3 separate regions of the Homo sapiens genome follow, and all the other regions are linked to region 2. Evidence: chromatin contacts called from ENCODE Hi-C or POLR2A ChIA-PET data. All regions are on one chromosome and are shown on one strand. Each heading gives the region's core, a stretch centred on a gene start or an enhancer-like site at or near the end of the contact. The rest is flanking DNA. Distances are from core to core; before and after follow the strand shown. Region 1 overlaps DTX1 (deltex E3 ubiquitin ligase 1). Region 2 holds the start of DDX54 (DEAD-box helicase 54). Region 3 overlaps TPCN1 (two pore segment channel 1).

Evidence for each region. A loop is a pair of places that touch in the nucleus more often than their neighbours do. ChIA-PET counts read pairs that join two places held with the same protein, here RNA polymerase II (POLR2A). Pooled maps may share reads with other maps.
Region 1: a map with no recorded cell type shows a loop between it and region 2 (5-fold over the local background). The contact joins the enhancer-like site here to the promoter of DDX54 in region 2. A Hi-C loop is called at or near these places in 2 of 168 maps with a recorded cell type or tissue (B cell and OCI-LY7), 11 of 37 single-sample maps with no recorded cell type and 8 of 50 pooled maps. POLR2A ChIA-PET finds 5 or more read pairs at or near these places in 10 of 52 experiments (A549, B cell, CD4-positive, alpha-beta T cell and 7 more).
Region 3: a pooled map shows a loop between it and region 2 (5-fold over the local background). The contact joins the enhancer-like site here to the promoter of DDX54 in region 2. A Hi-C loop is called at or near these places in 29 of 168 maps with a recorded cell type or tissue (B cell, CD4-positive, alpha-beta T cell, Caco-2 and 22 more), 8 of 37 single-sample maps with no recorded cell type and 27 of 50 pooled maps. POLR2A ChIA-PET finds 5 or more read pairs at or near these places in 10 of 52 experiments (AG04449, AG04450, HEK293T and 6 more).

The regions. Positions count from the first base shown.
Region 1 is chr12:113,073,644-113,077,039 of GRCh38, reverse strand. All of the region lies in intron 2 of DTX1 (deltex E3 ubiquitin ligase 1), which reads right to left. Among named protein-coding and RNA genes, the nearest start is that of DTX1, 19 kb to the right of the region's middle. Within about 2 kb of position 1,644, at least 5 of the 41 ENCODE cell types and tissues checked have a DNase peak (open chromatin) inside an H3K27ac peak, as active enhancers do; they include B cell, GM12878 and OCI-LY7, where a contact is called at or near this core.
Region 2 is chr12:113,183,592-113,187,087 of GRCh38, reverse strand. It overlaps DDX54 (DEAD-box helicase 54), which reads left to right and starts at 1,610. Exons shown (of 20, transcript NM_024072.4): 1 at 1,610-1,810. The coding sequence starts at 1,637. RITA1 (RBPJ interacting and tubulin associated 1) reads right to left here and starts at 1,367. Exons shown (of 4, transcript NM_032848.3): 1 at 1,067-1,367; 2 at 772-903; 3 at 40-405. The coding sequence starts at 341. RefSeq lists enhancers at 1-375, 376-1,026, 1,027-1,676, 1,714-1,793 and a silencer at 1,084-1,223.
Region 3 is chr12:113,297,841-113,301,130 of GRCh38, reverse strand. It overlaps TPCN1 (two pore segment channel 1), which reads right to left. Exons shown (of 28, transcript NM_017901.6): 28 at 2,546-3,290. It overlaps SLC8B1 (solute carrier family 8 member B1), which reads left to right. Exons shown (of 16, transcript NM_001358345.2): 16 at 1,157-2,360. The coding sequence ends at 1,354. Among named protein-coding and RNA genes, the nearest start is that of MIR6762, 8.0 kb to the right of the region's middle. RefSeq lists a silencer at 1,013-1,307 and enhancers at 1,346-2,041, 2,042-2,739. Within about 2 kb of position 1,375, at least 29 of the 41 ENCODE cell types and tissues checked have a DNase peak (open chromatin) inside an H3K27ac peak, as active enhancers do; they include HCT116, IMR-90, PC-3 and 10 more, where a contact is called at or near this core.

The DNA of each region.
Region 1 (3,396 bases), core at 395-2,894, 110 kb after region 2:
GGAGGGCTCCCCCACCCTCCACCTCTCCAGGGCCAAGACAGACACTGAAGTGGGGGTTATCACAGGCCCTGGATGGTGCGGGGGAGGGCAAAGGGGGCCTGGGGGTTCTTCAGACCAGAGTCAGATAAAGTGGGGCAGGCATAGACAGAGACCAAGGCCATGCACATAGGCCCCATGCAGTCCTCTTCTTCATTATAGTTTGCTCACTCATTCAATGATTCATTCATCAATCTGTTCATGCCTTAGTTCATTAATTTAAGCACTATTTCATTTAGTCATTCAACAATTCTTGCATTAGTTCATTCACTTATCCATGCCCTAGTTCACATATTCATATATTCCTTCATTCAATGATTCATTCATTCATTGATTCTTTCCTTAGGTCATTCATTCGTGCCTGCAGTCATCCATTATGTTATTTTATTTTATTTATTTATTTAGAGACAGGGGTCTCCCTATGTTGCCCAGGCTAAGTCTCAAACTCTTCGGCTCAAGCAATCCAACCGCCTTGGCCTCCCAAAGTGCTGAGATGACAGGTGTGAGCCACCATGACCGGCCCCACTTTTTTTTTTTTTTTTTTTCCAGGCAGAGTATTGCTCTGTCGCCCAGGCTGGAATACAGTGGCACAATCTAGGCTCAATGCAATCTCCGCCTCCAGGTTCAAGCGATTCTCCTGCCTCAGCCTCCTGAGTAGCTGGGACTACAGGCATGCACCACCTTGCTGGGCTAATTTTTGTATTTTTAGTAGAGATGGGGTTTTGCCATGTTGGCCAGGCTGGTCTCGAACTCCTGACCTCAGGTGATCCACCCACCTCAGCCTCCCAAAGTGCTGGGATTACAGGTGTGAGCCACCGCCCCTGGGCCCCTTATGCTTTTTTTAAATTGATACCTTTATGTATTCTCCATCTTCAGCCCACTCCCGTATTCAGGCATTCAGACATTCCTTCATTTACCATCATCCTATTTAAAAATGTGCACCCCCCACGTACTTTCCCCTCTCTCCTTCCCCGCTCCATTTTCTCCCTCAGATATACTTCACATTCTACCCATTTATCTTGGTTTCTGTCTGTCCCCCCCTCGCTAGAATGTAATAGCCACAAGGTCAGGGATTTTGTTTTATTTACTGCTATATCCCCAGCACCTGCACACAGCAGGTGCTCGAGCGATATTTGTTGAATGAATGAATAAATTCATTAGGTCACAAATGGATTCTTTTTTTTTTAATTCATTCACACTTTGTGCTCATCCCTGCATTCGTCCATTCCTTCATTTGCTTATTTGTTACTTTCATTCATCTGTTTGTTTCATTTGTTACTTCCTTCAACAAACAACTGCTGACTGCCAGGTGGGCCCCCTTTCATAAAGGAGGGCACTGAGGCTTTACTCCAAACCACAGCTTCATGTTTGCCAAAGCTCTGCGTGCTCCCCTGACAGCAAGGCTCCACGGGAAACTCTGGGCTAACCAGAGATAACCCAAGGTCCAGGCCGCAGGACTTCTCAGAGCCTTTAGCCTGCTCTGTGTCTTGGGGCTGATGAAGTGAGTCTTTTGCTGGGTTCATTTGGCACACCTGCAGAAAGGCTGCACACTTGACTTCCCCTCAACTGCGGGAAAGTCCCTTAAGCCTCCTCAGGCCTTAGTGGCCCCATCTCAAAAAGAGGGGTGATCATCCATGACCCAGCCCTTCCCTCTCACACAGTATTTGGGGGAGGAGTGAGTGAGAACAGCTGCAGAGGGTCTGGGTGGGACCCCAGGGCTGGGAGGCAGACAGCCCTCACTTCAAGTCCTGACTTTCTGACTTTCCAGCTCTGTGACTGTGCGTAGGCAACTCAGCATCTCTGGGCCCCAGTTTTCTCATGTTGAAAATGGGCATAAGCAGACATGCAATAGAAGACTGCTGCGTTTGCCAGCTGTAGCAACAGTTGCTTGTGGGGTTGCTGAGAGGATCAATTGAGATAAATACCGTGTCTACTCTGATGATTCCAAAATCTGCCATCTTTGGCCCCGTCTTCTCCCCTGGGAGCCAGGTTCATGACCCTTCCCTGGAGAGGTTTAACAGGCACCTTGAACTCAGCTCTGCTCTCCCCTGCCCCAAACCTGCTCCTCCTGAAGTCTTCACATAGCAATTCCTGGCAGCTCCTGCGCTTCCGGATGCTCTTCCTTGGACCCCCAAATCTTGGTCTCATCCTTGACTTCTACCTCATATCCCACCTCCAATCTGTCAGTAAATCCAGTCATCTCCACCTTCAAACACATCCACATCTGACCACTGCTCCCCACTGCACTCACACCACCCAGTCCCCGCCATGTTATCTCTCCTGCCTGGACCATTGCAGTAGACTCATGACTGGCCTCTGTAATCCATTTCCCATACCGCAGCCAGAGGGATCCTGCTCAATGCAAGTCAGATCACATCTTTCCTCTGCTCAAAATCCTTCCTGGCTTCCGCTCACTTGGAGTAAAAGCCAAAGTCCTTGCCATGACCTACAACGAAATCACACATTGTGGGGCCCTGTCCTCCTCTGGCATTGTCTACCTCCCCCTTATCACTCACTCCATTCCAGCCACCCTGGCCTCCTTGCTGTTCCTCAAATACACCAGGCACTGTCCAGCCTCAGGGCCTTCTCACTGGCTGTTCCCTCTGCCTGGAATATGACCTCACCATTCCCAGATGTTCTCATCATTTCCTCCCTTCTTTCTTACAGGTGTGTGTTCAAACATCTAAAAGTGCAGCCCTCCTATTGCTGTCCTCTGAGCTTGCTTTATTTTCCTCCCTGGCACTTGGCATTACCTGACTGACTATATATATATATGAGAGAGAGTCTTTCTCTGTCACCCAGCCTGGAGTGCAGTGGCGTGATCTCGGCTCACTGCAACCTCTGCCTCCCAGGTTCAAACGATTCTCCTGCCTCAGACTCCCAAGTAGCTGGCATTACAGGTATGTGTCACCCAGCTGATTTTTTTTGTATTTTTCGTAGAGACGGGATTTCACCATGTTGGCCAGGCTGGTCTCGAACTCCTGACCTCAGGTGATCCACCTGCCTCAGCCTCCCAAAGTGCTGGGATTACAGGTGTGAGCCACTGCGCCAGGCTGTGACATGATGTATTAATCTGCATGCATTCTTTATGCTGCGTATCCTCACTCTAGGCTGTCAGCTGCAAAGTCAGGGATCTTGTCTGCTTTGCTCACTGCTGTACTCCCAGCACCTGGCACAGTACCTGCACACAGTAGGACCTCAAAACCTGGAAGGCATTTCCATTGTTAATTGGCATCTTCCTCGGGTGCCTGGCCCAGGGATCTGCAACCAGATAGGGGAACTCAGACTGTTCCACACTGGTGTGTCCCTACTCAGGGCTGAAAGAGCTTGTCCTCTGCCCTCTCCTCTGTTAGAATCACA
Region 2 (3,496 bases), core at 361-2,860:
TGCACTGAGTACAGGATTTGCATCTCCCTACCCCATTACCTGTATTTGTTCTTCTTCCTTGGTGTGAGGGTGGGGGTGCTGCCCCTTGAGGGGGTGGTCTCACAGCTCCCCTTTGCCCCCAAGGCCTTCGATGCCTCCTTGCCCACGCCTCTGGTTCTGTTAGCCTTCTCCACCCAGGGCGGATCGAAGTCCGGTGGGGTAGGCCGGGTGCCTGCTGGGCTGCCAAACAGAGTCTCATCCACATATGACGTCCTGGCCTTGACCCGGTAGCCACCTCGGCAGCGGTGCTGAAGGCCGAGGGTCTGCATCCCACTGACGGCCAGCTCCACGGGGGTCTTCATGCTGCCTGTGGTCCCTGGTGACAGCAGGTGTGCTCTGCCGGCCAGGCCCTGCTTCCGAGGCTCCCTGTGAGAGGAGGTCAGAGTAGCACCCCTGAGCCACAGAAGTGCTAATGGAGGAAGACCGGTAGTGTCTGAAGTTCTCATCCCAAGGGTTTAGTTCTCTCTCAACCAGTCTCTCAAAGGGGAGCTGTCAACTTCAGGGGGCATTTTGGAAATTTCTTTGGCTTTTTTTTAGTTGTCATAATGGTGGTGAAAGGGGGGCTACTGGCAATTATTTACAGAATGACTCTGGCGGTGAAGGAGAGATGACACCTGTGTCTATTTAGGCACCAACCAGAAAACACACTATGGTGGTAGGGGAGACAGGCACTTTCCTATGTGTACTGATGGGGGTGGGGGCAATGACAGCCAGCGTGGATCCCATGCCTACCTCCTGCAAAGAGCTTTACAAGCATTGTTTCATTTAATCCTCTCAACAGCACTGTGAAGTAGCTTCGAATTTGTCCATTTTACGGATCACAAAACTGAGGTGAAGTCACATGTGTAGGTCACACCTATAAAGCTAAAACGGTGGAAGTGAAATCTGAGTCCAGAGCTTGTGTACTTGGCTACACTGCTATCGGGAGATCACCGCCGCCCCCACCGCCCCACATTCTGCGACTCCCAAATCAATGACCCGATTAAAAAGTGCCCGAGGTCCCTGCATTTTTGGGTTGTTCTCCTACCTGAGCATCTTGGCTCGTAGGCATCGGGATCCTCAGGGACCCGTCCCCGCACCTTCTTCCCACCAGGTCTGGACCCGTCGGTGAGGGCGCGGGGGCGCGCGGTGCATCCGGGATCCCCGTCAATCTGCAGCCCGGAATGCCTGGGGCCCCGGACCCCCGGCAGCCTAGGCCGTCCCGGGGCACCGCGCGCGGACGGACTCACCCGAGGAGCCGGCACAGGCTACGTGTGAACGGCCCGCGAATCCAGAAACCCAGAACCCAGCACTTTGCACCCAGCAACCAGGGAGCAGCCAGCAGCACTGCGGACGCGGCCCGGACCATTCGCGCCCGCGGATGGGGGGAGTCCGCCCAGGGGCGGGCGCCACGCTCCTGAGGCCCAGGAGGTCCCTAAACATGGAGAGGGTCCTCTGGTGCCACTCACTCAGGTGCGTGTGTACTAGGCCGCCGAGGGCCGCAGGCACTGGCGAAAGCTCAGCGGAGGTCACGTGGTCACCGCACCTCCCCCCCCCCCACGCAGTTGGTGCGCTCCTCAGGCCACGCCCCCTTCTGCGTTCCCAGCGCGCGGCCCGAATGGCGGCCGACAAGGGCCCGGCGGCTGGACCTCGGTCGCGAGCTGCCATGGCCCAGTGGAGGAAGAAGAAAGGGCTCCGGAAGCGCCGAGGCGCGGCCTCCCAGGCCCGCGGCAGCGACTCGGAGGACGGCGAGTTTGAGATCCAGGCGGAAGATGACGCCCGGGCCCGGAAGGTAGGCGCGTGGGGCTGGGACGCATGTTCGGGCCCGAGACCCGGCTCCGGGCAGCGCCTCGAGGCCTCAGTTTCCCCAGCTGGGGATTGGGCTCCGCAGAGTGTGGGGAGGGAGGCTGCCGACCCGAGGACCGGTCTTGGGACCGCCGGCCTGAGCACGTGTCTCGGGGCTTGTCAGGCTCAGGGTTCCGCGGCCAGAGCCTTGGGATCCCGGGGCTGGAGCCTGCGGGCCTTCCTGCCGGGTTTTGGTCGCGCGTCTCTCATTGGCTGCCTCCTGCTCGTGGGGCGGATCCTGGCTCCCTTTCGCCCAATGAAAAGTGCGGGTGCAGAAGATCTGACTTTGAGAGTTTGGAGCGTTCTTGGGAGGTTGAATTAAGGGGAGGCCAGACTGCGTGGCTTGAGACAGTGTGACGCCTCCAAACCTCTGGGAAACGAATTAAAACAATTTTTTTTGAGACAGAGTCTTGCTCTGTTGCTCATGCCGGAGTGCAGTTGTGTAGCCACGCCTTGCTACAGCCTCCGCCTCCTGGGCTCAAGCGATCCTCCCACGTCAGCCTCTCCGGTAGCTGAGACCACAGACATGCGCCACCACGCCCGGATAATTTTTAAATTTTTTGTAGAGACGGGGGTCTCCCTATGTTGCCCAGGATGGTCTCGAACTTCTGGCCTCAAGCAGTCCTCCCACTTCTGCTTCCCAAAGTGTTGGGATTAACAGGCGTGAGCCCGGCCAGTTTGTGTTTGTTGACCGTTTACTATGTGCCAGGCTCCATGCTAAGAGCTGTACGAGCCTTATTATTTAATCCTCACACCAACGTTGTGCTAACACCACCAGCAACTGTCATCTTCATTTTTCTACAGGAGGAAACTGAGGCCTAGAGGGTTAAGAAATAGTCAAAGGCCTGGTGTAGTGGCTACACGCCTGTAAACCCAGCACTTAGGGAGGCTGAGGTGGGAGGATTGCTTGAGGTCAGGAGTTCAAGATCAGCCTGGGCAACATAGGCAGACCCCGTCTCTACAAAAAATTAAAAAATTAGGATGGCCGCGGTGGCTCACGCCTGTAATCCCAGCACTTTAGGAGGCTGAGGCAGGCGGATCACCTGAGGTCGGGAGTTCAAGACCAGCCTGGCCAACATGGTGAAACCCTGTCTCTACTAAAAATACAAAAATAGCCAGGTGTGGTGGCATGTGCCTGTAATCCCAGCTACTCGGGAGGCTGAGGCAGGAGAATCGCTTGAAACTGGGAGTCAGAGGTTGCAGTGAGCCGATATTGCACCACTGCACTCCAGCCTGGGTGACAGAGCAAGACTCTGTCTCAAAAAATAAAAATTAGCCTGGCTTGGTGGCGCCCACCTGTGGTCCCACCTCCTGGAGAGGCAATGTGGGAGGATCACTTAAACCTGGGCGGCGGAGAGTACAGTGAGCTGTGGCTACACAACTGCACTCCATCATAAGCAACAGAGCAAGACTCTGTCTCCAAAAAAAGAAAAAAAAAAAAAAGGGAGATCCCATCTTTACAAAAAAAGAGAGAAAGCAGCTTGACCAAGACCTCACAGCTTGTGAGTACAAGAGCCAGGAGATTCAAACTTGAGACTGTCTGATTCCAAGGCCTGTGCCGTTTCCATTACTGAATGTCATGTGTATGCACATGAAGGGATGGGTGTGAGCACCAATGGGGCAGAAGGGCTGC
Region 3 (3,290 bases), core at 126-2,625, 110 kb before region 2:
GGAGTTTTGCTCTGTCACCCAGGCTGGAGTGCAGTGGTGCAATCTTGGCTCGCTGCAGCCTCCACCTCCCAGGTTCAAGTGATTCTCCTGCCTCAGCCTCCCGAGTAGCTGGGATTACAGGCATGTGCTACCACACCTGGCTAATTTTGGTATTTTTAATAGAGACGGGGTTTCACCATGTTGGTCAGGCTGGTCTCGAACTCCTAACTTCAAGTGATCTGCCCGCTTTGGCCTCCCAAAGTGTTGGGATTACAGGCCTGAGCCACCCTGCCCGGCCTAACGCATCCATATTGTTTCTTGATGCATTTCACAGTAAGTGGTGAACATCCGCTTGTGCATGTCGTTGACTAGAGTTCAGCATTAAAAACAGAGGGAATTATAATGACATCTGACTCGAGGCAGGGGAGAGGCACCCAGGCAGGTGGACCTGGCTGAAGTTGGAAGAGAAGGTTCCTTTTCCCTGCTGTTTCTGCGTCTGGAAACTTCTGGGGCCACGTCTGGGTAACTTCAGGGTGGGGCATGCCATCCCACAGGGCAGGCCGGGCTGCTGCAGGCCAGTCTTCCTTAAGTGGCCCCCAGCTGGTGCCCTCAAACACTGTTGAGGCTGCATTGTTGTTGTTGTTGTTGTTGTTATTTTATTTATTTTTTGAGACAGAGTCTTACTCCATCACCCAAGCTGGAGTGCAGTAGCACGATGTCGGCTTACTGCAACCTCCGCCTCCTGAGTTCAAGTGATTCTCCTGCCTCAGCCTCCCCAGTAGCACACTGCCATGTCTGGCTAATTTTTGTATTTTTAGTAGATACAGGGTTTCACTGTATTGGCCAGTGGTCTCGAACTCCTGGCCAATACAGGTCGAACTCCTGACCTCAGGTGATCCACCTGCCTCAGCCTCCCAAAGTGCTGGAATTACAGGCATGAGCCACTGTGCTCGGCTGAGATTGCATTGTTGTTGAGGGTGCATTGTTGTTGAGGGTGCATTGTTGTTGAGGCTGGATTGTTGTTGAGGCTGCATTGTTGCTGAGGCTGCATTGTTGCTGAGGCTGCATTGTTGTTGAGGCTGCATTGTTGTTGAGGCTGCATTGTTGTGTTGGCCACAGACGGGGCGGGGCCTGTGACGGGCAGTGACTCAGCCTCTCTCCCCTCATTCTTCCACAGCTGGAGCCAGACGGACTGCTGGTGTGGGTCCTGGCAGGCGCCCTGGGGCTCAGCCTCGTCTTCTCCCTGGTCTCAGTCCCATTGCAGTGCTTCCAGCTCAGCAGAGTCTATGGCTTCTGCCTGCTCCTCTTCTACCTGAACTTCCTTGTCGTGGCCCTCCTCACTGAATTTGGAGTGATTCACCTGAAAAGCATGTGACTGAAGCCGCTTAGTGCTGTGGCCTCACTGCAGGCAGGAGCCCCGCCCCTCCTGCCGGGGGAGGCCCAGGGACCGGAGCATTTCTGCAAGGCCCTTGTGGGCACGAGAGTGCGGCCCTTGCTGCTGGAGATCTGAGGTCACTGCTGTGAGCTGGGAGAACTGCTGTGTACCTCTTGCTGCCAGCACCCAACAGCCTTGCCGTGGGGACCTTGGAAACCTGGCTTTGCTCTGGACAAAGGGTTCCAGAGAGAAGCTAGAAGTCCCCCTTGAATGACCCCCAGAGCCCCTCTGAGAAGGGCTGGAGTTTGGGGGAAGGGGATGGCTGGATGTGCTCCAGGCCATGCTGGAGGTACCCCCGAGGCACAGGCACTGCCCGTTCCCCTTGCCTGGGCTTCAGGCCTTCTGGCACCTTCTCAGGACACAAGTGGCTGCCCAACCCTGACTCAGAGAATGAGGGTGGCTTGGACCCCTGGGAATCAGGCCGCCGAGGGCTGAGCTCCAGAGCCGCACCATCTGCCACAAACAGAATTCGAGACATACTTAATTTTGAATTTCTCCTTGCCACGTTAATAAAGCCAAAAGCAGCGGGTGCTATTCGTGGCAACACACTTCACTGAACCCACTTGCTTCCAAAACGATGCCAGCCCGAGGCACTGCTACGCCAGCAGCTGCCACATGGGATGGTGGCTCAGGCGCTCCCTCCAGGATTCTGCCCCTGCCTGTCCACAGACTCCTTTGTGCTGGAACCTGGGCTCCTCCAGCTGCCAGGCAGGAGTCGGTAGGACTGTGCCTGTGCCTCCCTCAGCGGGGCCCTGGGCGGGGTTCCAAGGCCTGCGAGCTGGGAAAGGACAGATGAGGGGACCTCGTGCCTTCTTGCTGTCATGCAATGACCCCGCCTTATGTTGCCGAAATAAGCAACTCTTAGGTTTGCCTGACTGCCTTATGCTGGTAAAGAAAAGGGATTCAACTGTCTCTTTTCCAAATAAAAAAAAAGTCAAAATTTCAAGTGTAGAGAAAATGACACCCCCAACTTTTACCAGTTCTTCCTCACCTGGGGCCAGTGCCAAGTGGCTGACCCCAGGGCACAGCTCGGGGTGGGGCTGAGGCAGGATCAGGAATGGCCATGGCCTTGGATGGGGCCACTCTCCCGACAATACCCAAAGCCACAGAAGTCAAGAGGCAGCAGCCATGTTTACAAAGCAGAGGCTCTTTTAGTAATGTGCTAGAAATCCAGAGACACAATGGGTTTTCTAGGAAACAAACCACCAGTGTACAAAACCGTACAGCATTGCTCCCGTGATCCGTACAAAATGATTGTCCGCATGGTGGAGTAAGGCTGGGGCTGTGGGAGGGGAAGCGAGGAGCTGAGGAGGGGCACAGTTCTATTGCCACCACCACCAGGCTGTGCCCCTGGCCGCCAGTGGGTGCCACTTGGGTGCACTCAACTATGACATCAAGGATGAGAGGGCATCTGAGCTAGATCACATCCCAGGGCCCACAGAGCTCACAGCCTGTGGGGGGACCCCAACTCCCTGCTGGGTGGGGCCAGGCATAACCTGGGGATAGCTGTCCCTAACCTCAATGACAAGGGCACCCACCCTGGCTGGACTCCCGTCTGTTGACACTGCTGCCATTGGGTATTTGTCAGGTCCTGGCCAAAACCAGGTCCTTTCTCAGGACAGGGTTGGGCAGATGGACACATTAACTCGCTCTGGACAGGGCCGAGATCCCACTCCTCCTGGAATAGGCCCCCCCACCTCGGGGCCTTGACTCCCCTGGGCAGACCCCGGGGTGCTGCTGGCCCCTCCACGTTTCCACCCCTGGGGAGGAAGAAGGGCCCAGGCGAGGCCCAGATGCTCAGGTCAGAGACTCACACCTTTAGAAGCTGTCCCCTGACCCTTGCTTCCAAAACGCCCATTTCAACACACAAAAGCTA